Regions from separate parts of the Homo sapiens genome. Here regions 2 and 3 are each linked to region 1. Evidence: chromatin contacts called from ENCODE Hi-C data. All regions are on one chromosome and are shown on one strand. Each heading gives the region's core, a stretch centred on a gene start or an enhancer-like site at or near the end of the contact. The rest is flanking DNA. Distances are from core to core; before and after follow the strand shown. Region 1 holds the start of ICE1 (interactor of little elongation complex ELL subunit 1). Region 2 holds the start of CEP72 (centrosomal protein 72). Region 3 overlaps LPCAT1 (lysophosphatidylcholine acyltransferase 1).

Region 1 (5,025 bases), core at 2,526-5,025:
TTTTGAGACGGAGTCTTGCTCTGTCACCCAGGCTGGAGTGCAGTGGTGGCACCATCTCGGCTCACTGCAACCTCGGCCTCCCAGGTTCAAGCAATTCTCCTGCCTCAGCCTCCTGAGTAGCTGGGATTACAGGCGCATGCCACCATGCCCGGCTAATTTTTGTATTTTTCGTAGAGACGGGGTTTCACCATCTTGGCCAAGCTGTTCTTGAACTCCTGACCTCGTGATCCACTGCCTTGGCCTCCCAAAGTGTTGGGATTACAGGCATGAGCCACCGCTCCCAGCCCAGATAAAATTCTTACACTGAACACAGTGCACATCTAACCTGGCCTGCTATTTCCTTGAGGGATATTAGGGCACCTTGGAAGCACTGTGTTCCACAAACATTAAATCTGAAAATGGCTGAACACTCCTAGTTCTGATGTCATTCCAACTTCAGTCCCTTCCACCTTGATTTCCTCTTCCTCCTGTATCTACCACAGTTCTCATGGTCATTTGAGTTTTAAACCTCGGGACCTTCCATTTCCTGACATGAGACCTGCCCATTCTTTACACTGTCTCATATTCAGAACCTTTTTCTTCTTTATTCCCCTTCCCAGGAACCTTCAATTACTTCAGACTTTTGTTATCACTATTATGTATTAGTAAAATAATTTACCATACCTAGTTGCACCCCCCTTCAATCCATCCTGCATACCACCGTTACTTCTACTACAAGCACTGTCCTAACGTAACTATGCAAAAACCTTCACCATCCCATAACACTGACAGAAATAAGTACAAGAATTTATGATGGTTACCATTCAAGGTTCTCTATAAACTGCCAGGAACCTATTTTTCTAGACTCACTTTGCACAACTACAGAATTCCTCCAGAGACTCTACTCGTAACTTTCCCCTAAAAAGGTAATCCAATTCCAGGCCACAGAAAATCCAAATGCAATAGTGTCCTGACCTAGAGAAGAACTCTGTAAACTAAGGCCCTACTCCAGTGTTTATAATGTTTCAATGGAACACAGGCATACTCATTTCTTTGTGAATTGTCTACAGCTGCTTTCACATGAAAATGGCAGAGCTGAGCAGTTCTGAGCAAGTCCCCAAAGCCTAAATACTTGTGATCTTGCTCCTTACAGAAAAAGTTTGCAGACCTCTGGATCTAGGATTACTCTTATTGATGTTTTGAGAACCCACAGCAGGAAATGTGGCAAGGGTAGAAGGAAGGAGATTCAATTTCTAGGCCATACATTAGAGTAGTTCACACCACGGTGGAAGCAGTGGAGATGTTGAAAAGTGGGTGAATAATGAAGGCAGAGCGGACACAATCTGATAAACTGGATACAGGTTATGAGAAAAAAAGAGCTGCACCAAGGATGCCATCTAGTTTCTGGCCTAAGCAACCAGAAGAATACAGTTGCTAAATTTAACCATAACAGATCCATGACTGAAAAGCACAGTTCACATCAGTAGTTCTTCTGCACAAAAGCCTCCAATGACTCACCATTTCCATCGCCCAAACCCCAACAATGGTCTACAGGAGCCCACACAATCAGGCCCTCCTCCTACCTTCCTGACTCCCAGCATTCACTCCGCTCCAGCTTCACTGGCCTTCTTGCTCTTCCCAAGCACACCAAGCCAGCTCCTGCTACAGTTCTTCACATCTGATGTTTCCACTGTATGGGAGACTTTTCTTCCAAGATTTCTACAGAGCTTATTATTCTCTCACCTTTGCTCCAATATAAACGTTCCAGGACTCCCTACTTAAATTCCAACAGCCACTGGCCTAGTCCTCACCCATTCATTCCCTCCCCATCTCTGTTCAATTCATCAACAACGTTTTCATTACCCTCTAACATAACTCATTTGTTTCATTTATCCTGCCACCCTCCTAGAACGGAAGCTCCAAGAGATCAAGAATTTTTGTCTTTTTCTCCCCTAATGCCATAATTGCAGTGTCTAAAATACGGCAGGTGATCAATAAATGTTTGTTGAGTGAATTGGCTCGAATAATAAATACAATGTATTAAAGATTCGGGAGAACTCCAATCACGTTCCTGGGGTGGTGGTGGCGGGGGCGGGGGGGCGTTATAAGATACCTACACAATGCAGCTCAGTGAAGGCAATGATCTGTTAGTTCTCCTTCTACTCACAAAAGCAGCACATTTCCTTCCTCCCCTTCCTTCAACACTTAAAATGTTTGCAATCAGTTCACAGATATTGCACTTAAAATGCAAACCAAGTTTCTCGGCATGGCCTACCTAGCCTGCACTCCCGTCTGGTCTCATCAACCATCTTCCGTGTGCACTATGCTCATGCCAACCATACCATGTTCTGCTCATCAAAGACACCCTGCTCCTTCTCACCAAAGGAACCTTTCCACCTGTTAATCCCTCTATCCAGGAAGCTCTTCCCACATCTCTTCTGACAGCCCGATCCTTCCCATTATTCAAATATCTGAAAGTTACTGACTCAAAAATTCCCTACCTGACTACTCTAGCTAAGAGACAAGACCAATATTCCAACATCCTCCTTTATTTTCTAACACCTAAAATCTTCTGAGGCCTTATTCACACATATGCATCTTACTTATGAGAGATCCTATTTTGTTCACCACAATGTCTGTAGTTCCTAGAACACTAGGCAGAGTAGGTAATGAGGTGCTGGTGAGTTCCGTTTTATCACTGAAACCGCGATAGTAGGAAGTTAAAAGAGACCCCCGACATCAGGCAGCTAGGAGAGTCGTGGGAAATGAGGGGCACTATTGCCCAAGTACCACCCCATAAGATCTGGAGCCATACTCTAGCAATTCTCCCTTATGTCACTCTAAAGAAGAGCCCACGCCGCTGTTAGAAACCTCCAGTCTCTGCATGCCTTTCATAAACTACTTTTATCAAACAACTGACAAGCTACTTGACCAATTACTTGGCTTGCTTTTTAAAAAATTAGCCTCGGGATGGCACATCTGCTATAAGCTGAAACGCCTCCCTAGACTCTTCGAGTCTAAGACTCAGACAACCCACATGTCACGTAAGATTCTGCCTCCAAACAACAAATACTCAGGATGGGCCAGAAGACCAAAGCGTTATCCTCAGGGAGATAACTGCCCTCGGCGTTTCACCTGTCCCTCACTGACCTACGGAGTCTGCCCTAGGGAGCTCCGAGGCCGGGTAGGGAAGGTGGGGGGCCCTCCAAACCTCGCTTACTCCACCCCCACCGTTACACCAGCGCATTCCAGTCAATGAACTCTGGGTTTCAAGCTTAAATAAAGCAAAGAAAGCCGTCCCCAAAACTCATGTAGGAAAAAGAGAGCAGAGAGACGAGCGAGCAAGAGCTACGGTTGGGAAGGGAGAGCAGCGCACTGAGGCACAGCCCGCGCGGCCGGACCCCACATCCCTGCGCTCCCGGCCGGCCGAGCCGAGTCCCCCCCCGCGCCCGGGGCCCCGGGAGGTGCTGCACCTGCTGCAGAGAGGCGCAGCCCTGACATCGCGACAGGTCCGCCGCCGTCCCGGGCGCCGCCGAATGGGTCTCGCCCGGCATCATGGTGCCGCCGCCGGGCCCGGTGGGCACGCACGCCTCAGGGGCCCGCGGCGTCGGCCCCGTCCTGTCTCTGCTGATGCCGCCGGGGCCGCCGCCTGCCAGGCCGCTTCCCGCCAGGTCCGGGCGGGTCCATCCGTGCACAGAGGTCCCCGTGGGGCTAGCAAAAGGCTCTCCGAGCCAGAGCTGCCTCAGGCACTAAAAAGAAACGCTACCCGGCGCGGCCCCCGAGCGCGACGCAGTCCAGTCAGGGCCCCGCCCCGCCCTGGCTCGCCCCGCCCCGCCCTGGCTCGCCCCGCCCCTCCCCTGGGCGCGGGGCTGCCTAAGGCGCTGCCTGAGCAACACCGGGAGAGGAGCTGTGCTATGCGGCGGGGGAGACGCCCACAGAGGAGCAGCCAATAGGAGTAGAAGGATCGAAGGTGCATTCCTACCACTGTTAAGGGTCGATCCTTTATTGCCACCTTGCTGTACGACAGGCTTTCCATAGACACCTAAAGGCCTCCGCTATGTGGGCGGTGACCCGCCCGTGACGTAAGCTCCAGACGCCTGAGAAGTGGAAGGACCCGGCGTCCAGGACAGGAAAGTGCGTGATTTACAGCTAGAGGGATAGGCGCTGTCCCGGAGCCCGTCCTGGGCCAGGGAGCAGGAGAGGGAGGGACTACAGTTCCCGACGCGCTGCGGGGCGGGCGGAGATCGTGCGCTTCGGCGCCAGTTGCACGGCCTTAGCAGCCAGTGGCGGCTCCCCTGCTCCTGTAACAGTCCCCTTGTCTTCTGACCTTTCGCTCCTCGGTCATGTGTCCTCGCCGGTCGCCGCGGCAGCCAGTGATGCCCGAGCGGCGGGTTCCCAGGCCCAGGTGTGGGCGCCACCGCCCACCATGCGCCAAGCCCAGAGCCTGGTTGAATCGTTCGCCACCTTGTCTACCCATTTTGGCCATTATCCTGCCACCTCCAAATCCTGTTTTTGACACTTCTCGGGAGAGAGAGAAAACGGAAAGATAAAGGAATAAACTCCTCGTGGTCGTAGTTAGTGGGTAAATTCAGATCTCGTTTGAACCGAGGTTTTTCTTATCTCCAGCCACCGTATCCACCACCACCAGAATCGTCTTTTTAGTCATCACAGCTGGTCGCCGTCAGTACCTTGTTCAGAAGCCTCTCGCAGCTTCCATCGTGTGGTTATACAATCCAAATTCCTTATAAAGTCCAAATTCAAGAGGAGGAATGCACGTTTAGTTAAGTTAATGTCTAGACCTTACCAGCCAATTTCTAGCTCCTCAGTATGGAAATTGCAACTGAAAACACCCCTTCCAAAAAAAGCAGTCTGCATTTTTCTCTGAGTTTTCTTCTCCAAATTTCGCACCCCTGACCTTGCTTACACACTCTGGATACCACCTGCTGTGGAGTGGCGGAAGCAGACATCCAGCGATAGCTAAGTTTCCTGTCGTTGACACCCAAGCAAGACAGGCGTGTACCTAACTGAGGACCTGCCGGTGATAGA
Region 2 (5,025 bases), core at 1,573-4,072, 4.8 Mb after region 1:
CTCTGTCTCAAAAAAAAAAAAAAAAAAGAGGAAGACTACATATACTAAAAGGGTCAGTCCACTAAGAAGGTATAAAAATCCTAGCTATGTAATTCAACAAACAGAGCTTCAAAACATACAAAGTGAAAAAAAAAACAGACAAATCCACAATTACAGTTAAGGGTTCCAGACCCCTCTCTCAGTCATTAATAGAGTCACTAGACAGAAAATCAGCAAGGATACAGAAGAACTGAACAATATCACCAACCAACAGGATCTAATTGATATTTATGTATTTACATAACACTCCACTCAACAACAGAATACACACACACTCAAGTGCACCTGGAACATTCAACAACATAGACCAGATGCTGGATCATAAAACAAACCCTGACAAATTTAAAAGAATTAAAATCATACAGATTATGTTCTGGCCATAATGGAATCACACAGAAAAATAACAGGAAAATATCCACACATGGAACGTTAAAAACATACTCCTTAAAAATCCACAGGTCAGGCCGGGCGCGGTGGATCATGCCTGTAATCCCAGCACTTTGGGAGGCCGAGGTGGGCGGATCATGAGGTCAGGAGTTCCAGCTACTCGGGAGGCTGAGGCAGGAGAATGGCATGAACCCAGGAGGCAGAGCTTTCAATGAGCCAAGATTGCGTCACTGCACTCCAGCCTGGGTGACAGAGCGAGACTCCACCTCAAAAAAAAAAAAAAAAAAAAAATTCACAGGTCAAACAGGAAGTATCGAGGGAAATTCTTAAAATACGCTGAACTGGATGAAAATTAAAATACAACATAACAAAATTTGTGGATACAGCTAAAGCAGTGCTTACAGGGAAACTTGTGGCACTGTTTATAATAGAAAATAGGAAAGTCTCAAATCAATAATCTACAGTTTTGCCTCAAGGATTTAGAAAAGTATAAAATAAATGCAAAGCAAGCAGAAAGAAGGAAATAAAAAAAAGCAGAAATCAATGAAATTTGAAACTAGAAAAACACTGGAGAAAAATCAAACCCAAAGTCGGTTCTTTGAAACTATCAATAACATTCACAAGCCTCTAGCAAGACTAAAAAAGAAAGAATACACAGATTATCAACATCAGGAACAGAAAAGGGATATCCCTGTAAACCTTGTAGCACTAATCAGGGAAGAAGGGAGGACTCGGCATGTCCCGAGGTCAGCTGCCCTCTCACCTGCTTCCTCAGAGCCCTGTGGTGCCTACTGCCTCAGGATCACTTGGATTTTGTCACGAGGTTACAGTTCCCCTTAACCACTCTACAGATAATAACCTGGACATTATAAACCGTTAAGTTTTCCATTTGAGATATTCTTTCAGGACCTGGGGACTGATGCCAGCTGGTCTAAAGGGCCCCGCAAGCGGATTCACCAAAGAATGCAGTTTCCACACCCTGATAATTCCATGGCCCTTACCTCCACCAACTGACAACACCAATCTTCCAGCTCCTCACAGTCCTGTTCCTCTAAAACCCCCAGCTCAGGCTGGGTGTAGGTGGCTCATGCCTGTAATCCCAGCACTTTGGGAGGCCAAGGCAGGTGGATCACCTGAGATCAGGAGTTCAAGACCAGCCTGGCCAACATGGTGAAACCCCGTCTCTACTAAAAATATAAAAAATTAGCCGGGCATGGTGGCGCGTGCTTGTAATCCCAGCTACTCAGGAGGCTGAGTGAATCACTTGAACCTGGGAGGTGGAGGTTGCAGTGAGCTGAGATTGTGCCACTGCACTCCAACCTGGACGACAGAGTGAGACTCCGTCTAAAAAAAAAAAACCGCTCAGATCTCCTTGGGGAGATGGATTGAGGCCTCCTTCCACCTCCCTGCTGGGCCCCTGCCAGCCTTAAACTCTTTCTCTGCTGCAAACCCCACTGTCTCAGTGTATTGGCCTGTGGCCCCCACAGCACCTGACTGAACCTGTTGGTCCAGTAACACCTGCAGACCACACACAGACATTAACAGGCTAACAACAGAACACCAGAAACAACTCAACACACACACTCCACAAGTTAGCTCAAATAAGCCAATGCCACAAAACCCCACACAGCCAAGACTCGCGGTGAACTAATATGAACGGTTCTCTAACAACCAGAGATACAGAATTTGTCATTTAAAAGCTTCAAAAACAGAAATTGACATGTCCATATGGTTTCACTGGAAAATTCCAGGAAACATTCAAACAATGAGCACACACTCTACAGAACCTCTTCTAAATATAAGAGAAGGCAACACTTCTCAGCAGTTTATGAGCTCGGCTTCACCTTGACGCCAAAACCAGACAAAAATAAGCCAAAAAGAAGGAAACCGGCCACCAACATCCTCAAGAAGGCCGAGCGCAACAATCACCACAGAGTGGGCCCAGGAGAACCAGGGAGGTGATCCCCAGCGGGAGGGCGGGCTGCGCTCCTGGACAGCAAGGCCGGCTCCCTCTTCTCAGCGGATGTAACCCCCAGTCACGGAACCAGTGACCCGATAGACAGGCAGGGGCCGGGACGCCGGGACCCGAACGCGGGCAGGGGCCGCACCTGGGCACGGGGGGTGGGTCGCTCACCTGGACACGCGCGCCCCGCTCGCCCGCGACCGTTCCGGACGCCCGCGGCGCCTGCGTAGACGGGTCCCGCCTGCCCACGGTCCGCCGCCGCCCCGGGAAGCTCGGCACCCACCCCCCCGCCACCTCACGCTTGCACCCCCGCCCGCCCTCCGGCGCACCCAGGTCGCGGTGAGGCCCTAAGCCGCTCTTCGCCCGAACCGCCTCCTCGCTCAGCACCAGCCGAGGGCCAGCCCGCGCCATGTTTCAAACGGAGCCCTCGGACGGCGCCTGCGCGGCGGGCGGGGCGAGGCTACGAGAGGGGCGGGACCTGCGTCGGCAGAACCGAGAGCCTGGCGGGACGGGGCGGGGCCTGCGCGGCGGGGCGAGGGGCGTGGCTGGGGGAGGGGGCGGGACTGCGTGGGCGGAACCAAGAGCCTGGCGGGGGGTTCTCCTGAATGGCGGTTCTCCCAGGTACTGGCCACGCGACCCCAGCCCCCGCCCCAGATAGCTCCCTGTCAAGGCTTCCCTGGGCGCGGCCGCCTTCTAGGCCCCGGCCCTTGACACACGCGGTGTCCTCCCGGGGAAACCCCGAGTAGGCGCGGTGGAATCGCGGCTGGTGGTGGGCATGGGGACCCTGCCCCATCCACACTCCGCTCCCACCCTGAACCCAGCGCCCCCGGGGACCCCCGACTCACCTAGACTCCCCACCCAACCCGACCCCCCCGCGGGGACCCCTCCAGACACCCCAGCACCCGCCCGGAGCCTTGTCTGCTGCACCTCCCGTCCAGCCCCGGGCCTCCCAGAGGTGGGCGGGAGCTGAGCTTCTCCCCAGCCAGTCACTCCCCACGGCCGGTCCTTCTCCACCCCAGAACCTCCAGAGATGTCACAGGCCCAGCACTGTGGCTCGTGGCTGACCGCGCCCTGGAGGGTCTCGCTGTGTTTATCCTTGTGAGGTCCTTCTACAGAGCTTTCAAGGAAGACAGAGTTCAGCCTGTTTATTGGGAAGACTTTAATCCTGCTCAAGACATCTACTGTGTCACCGTACCACTGTGGCCCAGCGCCTGGTGGAGTGAATCCAGACCCCCAGGGGTGTCCCCTCCCCGCCTTTCTCCTGGTGTCTAGGGGCACCCAGAAACCCTCACCCCAGATTAGACCAGCTCGTTGGCAACATCCCTGGTATGTCACAGCCTGGGGGGTGATAGACAAGGCAGGGTAGTGGTGGGGGGTACGTATGGTGGTAGTAGACGAGGGTATACACAGACAGAGGGTGTACATGGGGAATGTGTGCAGGGGCTGTGTGCAGGGAGTGTGTGTGGATGGTGTAGGGGAGTGTGTAGGGGAGTGTGTAGGGGGTGTGTGCAGAGGTTGTACACGGGGTGTGCAGGAGGTGTACTCAGAATGTGTTCAGGGAGTGTGTGCAGAAGGTGTACATGGGGTGTATGCAGGAGGAGTGTGCAGAGGGTGTACATGTAGGGGGTGTGTGCAGACAGTATACAGAAGGGGTGTGTGCAGAGGATGCACACAGGGTCTCTGCAGGGAGTATGTGCAGTGCTGTACATAAGGAGTATGCAGGGGGTATATACAGGGTGTATGTGCAAGGGGTGTGTGCAACAGTGTGTGCAGGAGGTGTGTGCAGGGTCTATGTGTGGGGGTGTGTGCAACAGTGTGTGCAGGAGGTGTGTGCAGGAGGTGTGTGCAGGAGCTATGTGTGGGGGTGTGTGCAACAGTATGTGCAGAGGTGTGTGTAGGGGCTATGTGTGGGGGTGTGTGCAACAGTGTGTGCAGGAGGTGTGTGCAGGAGGTGTGTGCAACAGTGTGCAGGGGGTGTACACAAGGTGTGTGCAGGAGGTGTGTGTAGATGTGTGTGCAGGAGGTATACACAGGGTTTGTGCAGAGGATGTGTGTGGGAGGTGTGTGCAGGGGATCTGTGCAGGGAGTGTACACAGGCTGTGTGCAGAGGCTATGTGCAGGGGGTGTGTGCAACAGTGTGCAGGGAGTGTACACAAGGTGTGTGCAGGAGGTGTGTGCAGAGGTGTGTGCAGGAGGTATACATGGTGTGTGAAGGTATGTGTAGAGGTGTGTGCAGGGGGTATACACAGGGTTTGTGCAGAGGATGTGTGAGGGAGTTGTGTGCAGGGGATCTGTGCAGGGAGTGTACACAGGCTGTGTGCAGGGGGTATGTGCAACAGTGTGCAGGGGGGGTGTGTGCAGAGGTGTGTGCAGGGGGTGTACACAGAGGGTGGTGGCAGGCGGTGGATGCAAGGCTGCATCTGTTCAGCCCAAGACGTTCCATTGGTCCAGTGGTGTTAGAGCACATTTGGTCAGGTTGCCTTCATGGGATATTTGACAAGCTGCAAACCCGAGGGCATGCTGGTGCCCGAGGGCGCCTCCGTGCTGACCTCAGCATGTGCAGCAAGAGCCAGGGCACAGGGGCGGCCTGGCCCATTTCAGGCAGGTGCTCTGTGGGAGGGTGGCTGTCTCCACTG
Region 3 (5,025 bases), core at 923-3,422, 3.9 Mb after region 1:
ATCACAATATTTTCTTGTTTCATTTAAATTCCTAAAGCTGTGCTTTCACTGAAAGTATCTGCCATTAGCAAATGAAAATGTTGAGATATCATAAATACTTTGATAAATATTTTCAGTATCTTAAAAGTTACCACGCGTGTCCTATAACCACAGCTCTGACAACCCTTCCATGTGTTGTTAACATCTCTCATCATTCTGGAGGGGCTCCCTGAATCTTTTATTCAGAAACAGGAATATTAGTAGTTAATTGGAGGCTGCTGCCTGACTATAAGTAAAGTTTTACTGGAGCACGGGCACGCCCGCTGGCCTGCGTGATGTTCAGGGCTGCATTGGTGGGGAACCGGGCCAAGTGGTTGGGACAGAGGCCGTGTGGCTGTAGAGCCTAAAGCATTCACTGCCTGGCCTCCGAAAGGTGTAATGGGCACGCCCAGGCCCCTCCTTTCTCTGGAAGGTGTCTGATCTGTGGGCTGTATGTACAGCAAAGTTTTCACGGCCAAGAGGCTGATGGGAGCTGACATCTGCCTGAGCTTCGGTTCTCCTTGATACCCAGGGCCACACTCAGACATGCAGTTAGGTGCAGGGGGAAGACGGCCACTTAGGGTCCCGGGTTTGCCGCACCGTTGCGTGCAGACATGGTGCAGTCATAGGAGAGGGCAGCCTGGGCGTTGGGGGTCCCTCACTCTGGGCCCTGCTGAGTGGGTGGACGTTGAGCAGCTTGCTGGGTAGTGGTGACCTGGGGCAGCCTGGGTTCTTTAGGGGCAACAGGATCATCACGGGCTTTAGTTCTTCATTTAGCCTTTCTAGATTTTTAAAATTCTCTTATGCTTTATCTTGGTTTGTTTTTGAAACGTTTTAACCATAAAATAGGAATTGGGTATCAAATATATAACCAAGCAAAGTAAATCAAGGCCAAATCAAAGTCAGGCTTTCAGTTTTGCTGAGTTGAGAAGCCACAGCTAGAAAGTGGGGGTTCTGTAGTGTGAAGCAGGCTGCAGGTGACCTGGCTGAATGTGGTGCTGTGGGCAGCAATGGCTTCGTGGTGCTTTCCTGGCACCCTTTCTCTTTACTCCCCATGTCCTTGTTGGGCCGAGCTCCCCGCCTCCTCTGTTCTGTCTCAGGAGGCAGGAGCCCCGTGCGAGCACAGGCTCTCACTTTTCAAAATAGATGGCTTGGGGCAATTTTCCGTTTCCCCATGCTAACCCTGGTGGCTTTTCTTGTCTGTGAATAATTGACTTGGCTTCAACAGGCGATAAATGGACCACAACGGACTCTTATTCTAGCAGCTGTACTTCAGAGACGCTTTCATATGTACATCTCATGCACGTGTGAAGTGTCCCGTGACAGTGACACGTTGGGGTTTCTGTCACCTCTGCTTCATGAGATCTTTGGGCATCTGGGTCTGTGGAGACTCACTGTGTATCATTCTGTGTATGTGTGCAGAGAGGGTGTGTATGTGTGTACATATGCGCATGTGAGTGTGCATACATATGTATGTGCATGCACGGGAGTAGGTACACGTGCATAGGCATGTGGTTGCATTACTGTGTGTATGTGAGCCACCAGTGCAAGTATGTATATGAGTGTGTACATGTGTATATGTGTGTGCTGTGTACCTGTGTGTGTTGCATGTGTGTACATGTGAGTGCATGTATATATGTGTGGATGGATGTCTGTATCGTGTGCACATACATGTACGTGTATGACAGTATGTACATGTGTATGAGTGTTGTGTCTCTGTGTACATGTATGTGTGTATATGTGCAAGTGTACGTGTGTACAGGTGTCCACATATGTATGATGTATGTACATATGTGTATGAGAGTATATGTGTGTACATATGTATGAGTGTGTGTGTGCATGTGAGTATATATGAGAGCGATGTCTGTGTATGTGTGTGAATGTGTGCATGTGTGGGAGTATGCACGGATGCTTGTGGGCACTCAAGCTGCCCGTGCTGCCTGGCATTGAATCCCACCCCTGGAGCCCCTGGCGTCTCCTTCAGCAGCACTGATGAAAGCTCCCTTGGTGCACAGTCCTGGGCTTGGCTTGGTGCTTGAAGGGAAACAGAAGAGAGAACAAACCCTGAATTCTGAACTCCCCAAGGGGAAACCTAGTCACAAAAGCACCGTAGTTAGGGACGTAAGGGATCAGGAGGAAACTGAATTTGAAGTAGCAGATTCAGAGTGTACCGCTGAATAATAATTACGTAGTCGGTTTGGGACTTAAGTTGGCTCACGTTATGCACTGCTCTGCAGTTTTGAATAGATTGATGTTGAGTTAAAGCATTTTTGCTGAATGTAAGTTAGTGTCATTCAAACCTTCCTAAAATAAAAATCTTAGGCTTTCAGTGAAAGAATGACACAGTTTCGCAAAAGGCACTATTTTAGGTTACTTTCAACACACACAGTGTTGTAAAAACCGTAGCATCGTTTTGCAAAACCCGACCATCTGGCGCTGAATCCTTGACCACGGGCCAAGTCCTGAGCTGGGCCAGGTCCTCCAGGGGCTGCCCCTTGGCTGACCGGATGGTTCAGATGGATGGTGCCCTTTCCTGAATGCTCTGTGTGGGAACACCTGTTCCCAAGTTTGGGGATGCCATCCCCATGATGACTCTAGGTACTCCCCGTATGTTGGCCTGGAGGTTGGAGCTTGAACTTGAGCATCAAACCACTTTATCTGGTCTCCCAGAAGCCAGCAGCTCCTGCCACCTGCGTCTCAGCCTGGGGCTGCCCCTCCACACCTGCCAGCCCAACACAGCCCTCCCACCAGCCACCCAGGGGCCGTCCCTGACCCAGCTAAGCCAGTCCACGTGGATCACCAGACTTGCCTCCTTGAAGCCCCGCCAGACGTGGCCCCAGGGCCCCTTCCTTTGCCCTACCCCACCGGCCTGGCACCGTAGCCAGCACTCAGGCTGTGTACATGTGTATAGGTCCTCTCCAGGGCCGGCTCCACTCTGCCTCTTGCCTCTGCTCACAGCAGAACATTTGGAACCTGCAGAGCCGGGGCCTGCGCCTGCCCCTCACGCTTAGACGTGTGGGCTTCCCCCACCCACCTCCACATGCCAGCTGGCTTGAGGAGATGCAGGCCTCAGCGGCCTTCCTCCTTTTCCCCCTGCATGTTCTGGGAGATTTCCTCCTCCTCATTTCCCAGTCTTTCCTGTGAGTTGCTTGTCTCCACAGTGACAGTCTTGGTTTCTGAGAGTGTTTTCTTGTTCTTTGATGCTCCTCAGCGCCCTGTTCTTCCAGACTCTCTTGGCGAGCGTGGTGGATGTTTTGCACCCCTCTTCTGATGCCCACCCTTTCTGTCTCCTTGGGGTCAGTCCTCTGCTTCTCTGCCATGCAGCTGCTCTGCTCACACGTCTCAGGATTCTTGGGTGTCGTCCGTGTGAGGGCGGTAGGACGGAGTGGATTTCCTGGGGGTGCTGATGGAGATCCCCGCTCCTGTGTATGCAGATAGATCTGTCTCCTGATTCACATTCCCCTGGGAATGGGCTGCCCAGGCACCTGAGCACCCTGGGCTTGTGCTGGCTCCCTTTGCCTTGGGGTGAGTGGGTGCTGGGTCCCCAACCCCACAGCAAGCGGAGCTTTTCTCTGAGGCTGTCATCCACACCAGCAGTCCGGGTTTTCACATGTGGATAGTTTGGGTATAAAATTCCTCCAAGATCTTTAGAGAAGAGCTGAGGCTGCTTTTTCCCTGCCCCGACACCCAGTACAGTTCCCCTGAGCACCGTCTGTCCCTGCAATTCGATTTCGGGGCTGGCAGGTGTGTTCCTCTAAGGGCCGCCCGGGTTTTAATCCCTTTTTTCCTGCTGTCCTCTCTCCTGCCCCTGAACCTGCCCGAGACTGGCTCCTGTGCCCGCCGCAGCCTCCTCTGCAGCCTCGCTTCTCCCTCCGCCGCTGCCTTGTTTCTTCCATCTTAGGCATCAATTGCTGTCTTTTGGCTTTTGTTTTTGTACTTTTTTTTTTTTTTTGTGGAAAATAACATGTGCACAGAAGAGTACATCTTTATTTTTTAGTTTAGTTTTCTTGAGATGGAGTCTCACTCTGTTGCCCAGGCTGGAGTGCAGTGGCGCAATCTCGGCTCACTGCAACCTCCGCCCCTTGGGTTCAAGCAGTTCTCCTGCCTCAGCCTCCTGAGTGGCTGGGATTACAGACGCCTGCCACCATGCCCAGCTAATTTTTGTATTTTTAGTAGAGACAGGGTTTCACCATGTTGGCCAGGCTGGTCTTGAGCTCCTGACCTCAAGTGATCCACCTGCCTTGGCCTCCCAAAGTGCTGTGATTACAGGCGTGAGCCACCATGCCTGGCCAGAAAAGTACATTTTTAAATATGCAGCTGAACAGGTGGTGAAGAAGTGCACACCTGTGTAATCCCCCCTCCTCTAGACAAGCAGCACCCTGGGTTGGTCCCCAGCATCTCCATGTGTAACTACACCATTGTTTATCATCGCATACACAAAGGCCATTCCAAGGTGGCCCCACGAGAGGAGGCTTTGTGCCCTCCTAGCAACCGCCTTGGCTCAGATCCATGGGGACCCCTGTCCTGGAAGTCTTCTGGGAGGATCATCTGTCCCAGGGCAATGTGAATCCAGTAAGGCTTCAGGCTCTTGTTTCTCTGTGCAGTAGTTTTACCCAGTGTGATGCGCCCACTTAACCCAGTGGCCGAGTGAGCCGTGGCTTCTCATGAGGCTGAATCATGTTCTCTGTGTGCCTGACCTGTGGCTTCTCACACACCGTGGCTGTCTGCTGCGTGTCAATTCCCTGAGGTGTGGAATAACAGCCTAATCTGTAGCCTCATATGAAAGAGAATACACACATTTAAAAGGCTAAATTTGTACCTATTTTAAAAAGAGATAAAGAGTACACAAATTCAGTTAACCTAGGCTGATTTTTACTTTATTTTCCAAATTTATTGGCCATCTAATTTCCTCCAGAAACAGCTCACTGTAATAACACAACGCCTGGTTGTGGGAACCCCGGGCTTCCTGTGGAGATGAGATGGGGAAGTTCGCACGCAGGTCTCAGC

The links. Hi-C counts contacts between places; a loop is a spot of excess contacts on that map. Pooled maps may share reads with other maps.
Region 2: a loop to region 1 is called in a pooled map, with 8 times the contacts of the local background. The contact joins the promoter of CEP72 here to the promoter of ICE1 in region 1. A Hi-C loop is called at or near these places in 6 of 50 pooled maps.
Region 3: a loop to region 1 is called in a map with no recorded cell type, with 16 times the contacts of the local background. The contact joins the enhancer-like site here to the promoter of ICE1 in region 1. A Hi-C loop is called at or near these places in 2 of 37 single-sample maps with no recorded cell type and 3 of 50 pooled maps.

The regions. Positions count from the first base shown.
Region 1 is chr5:5,421,427-5,426,451 of GRCh38, reverse strand. It overlaps ICE1 (interactor of little elongation complex ELL subunit 1), which reads right to left and starts at 3,775. Exons shown (of 19, transcript NM_015325.3): 1 at 3,453-3,775. The coding sequence starts at 3,536. It overlaps LOC101929200 (a long non-coding RNA gene), which reads left to right and starts at 4,323. Exons shown (of 6, transcript XR_001742583.3): 1 at 4,323-5,025. RefSeq lists silencers at 3,343-3,482, 3,543-3,872 and enhancers at 3,903-4,152, 4,018-4,528, 4,529-5,025.
Region 2 is chr5:610,137-615,161 of GRCh38, reverse strand. It overlaps CEP72 (centrosomal protein 72), which reads right to left and starts at 2,822. Exons shown (of 12, transcript NM_018140.4): 1 at 2,719-2,822. The coding sequence starts at 2,800. CEP72-DT (CEP72 divergent transcript) reads left to right here and starts at 2,952. Exons shown (of 3, transcript NR_103444.1): 1 at 2,952-3,010; 2 at 3,409-3,715. RefSeq lists enhancers at 2,039-2,968, 2,969-3,899.
Region 3 is chr5:1,495,363-1,500,387 of GRCh38, reverse strand. The region is part of intron 2 of LPCAT1 (lysophosphatidylcholine acyltransferase 1); the gene reads left to right. It overlaps LOC124901162 (a long non-coding RNA gene), which reads right to left. Exons shown (of 2, transcript XR_007059103.1): 2 at 4,869-5,025. Among named protein-coding and RNA genes, the nearest start is that of MIR6075, 13 kb to the left of the region's middle. RefSeq lists an enhancer at 1-138. Within about 2 kb of position 2,172, at least 6 of the 41 ENCODE cell types and tissues checked have a DNase peak (open chromatin) inside an H3K27ac peak, as active enhancers do.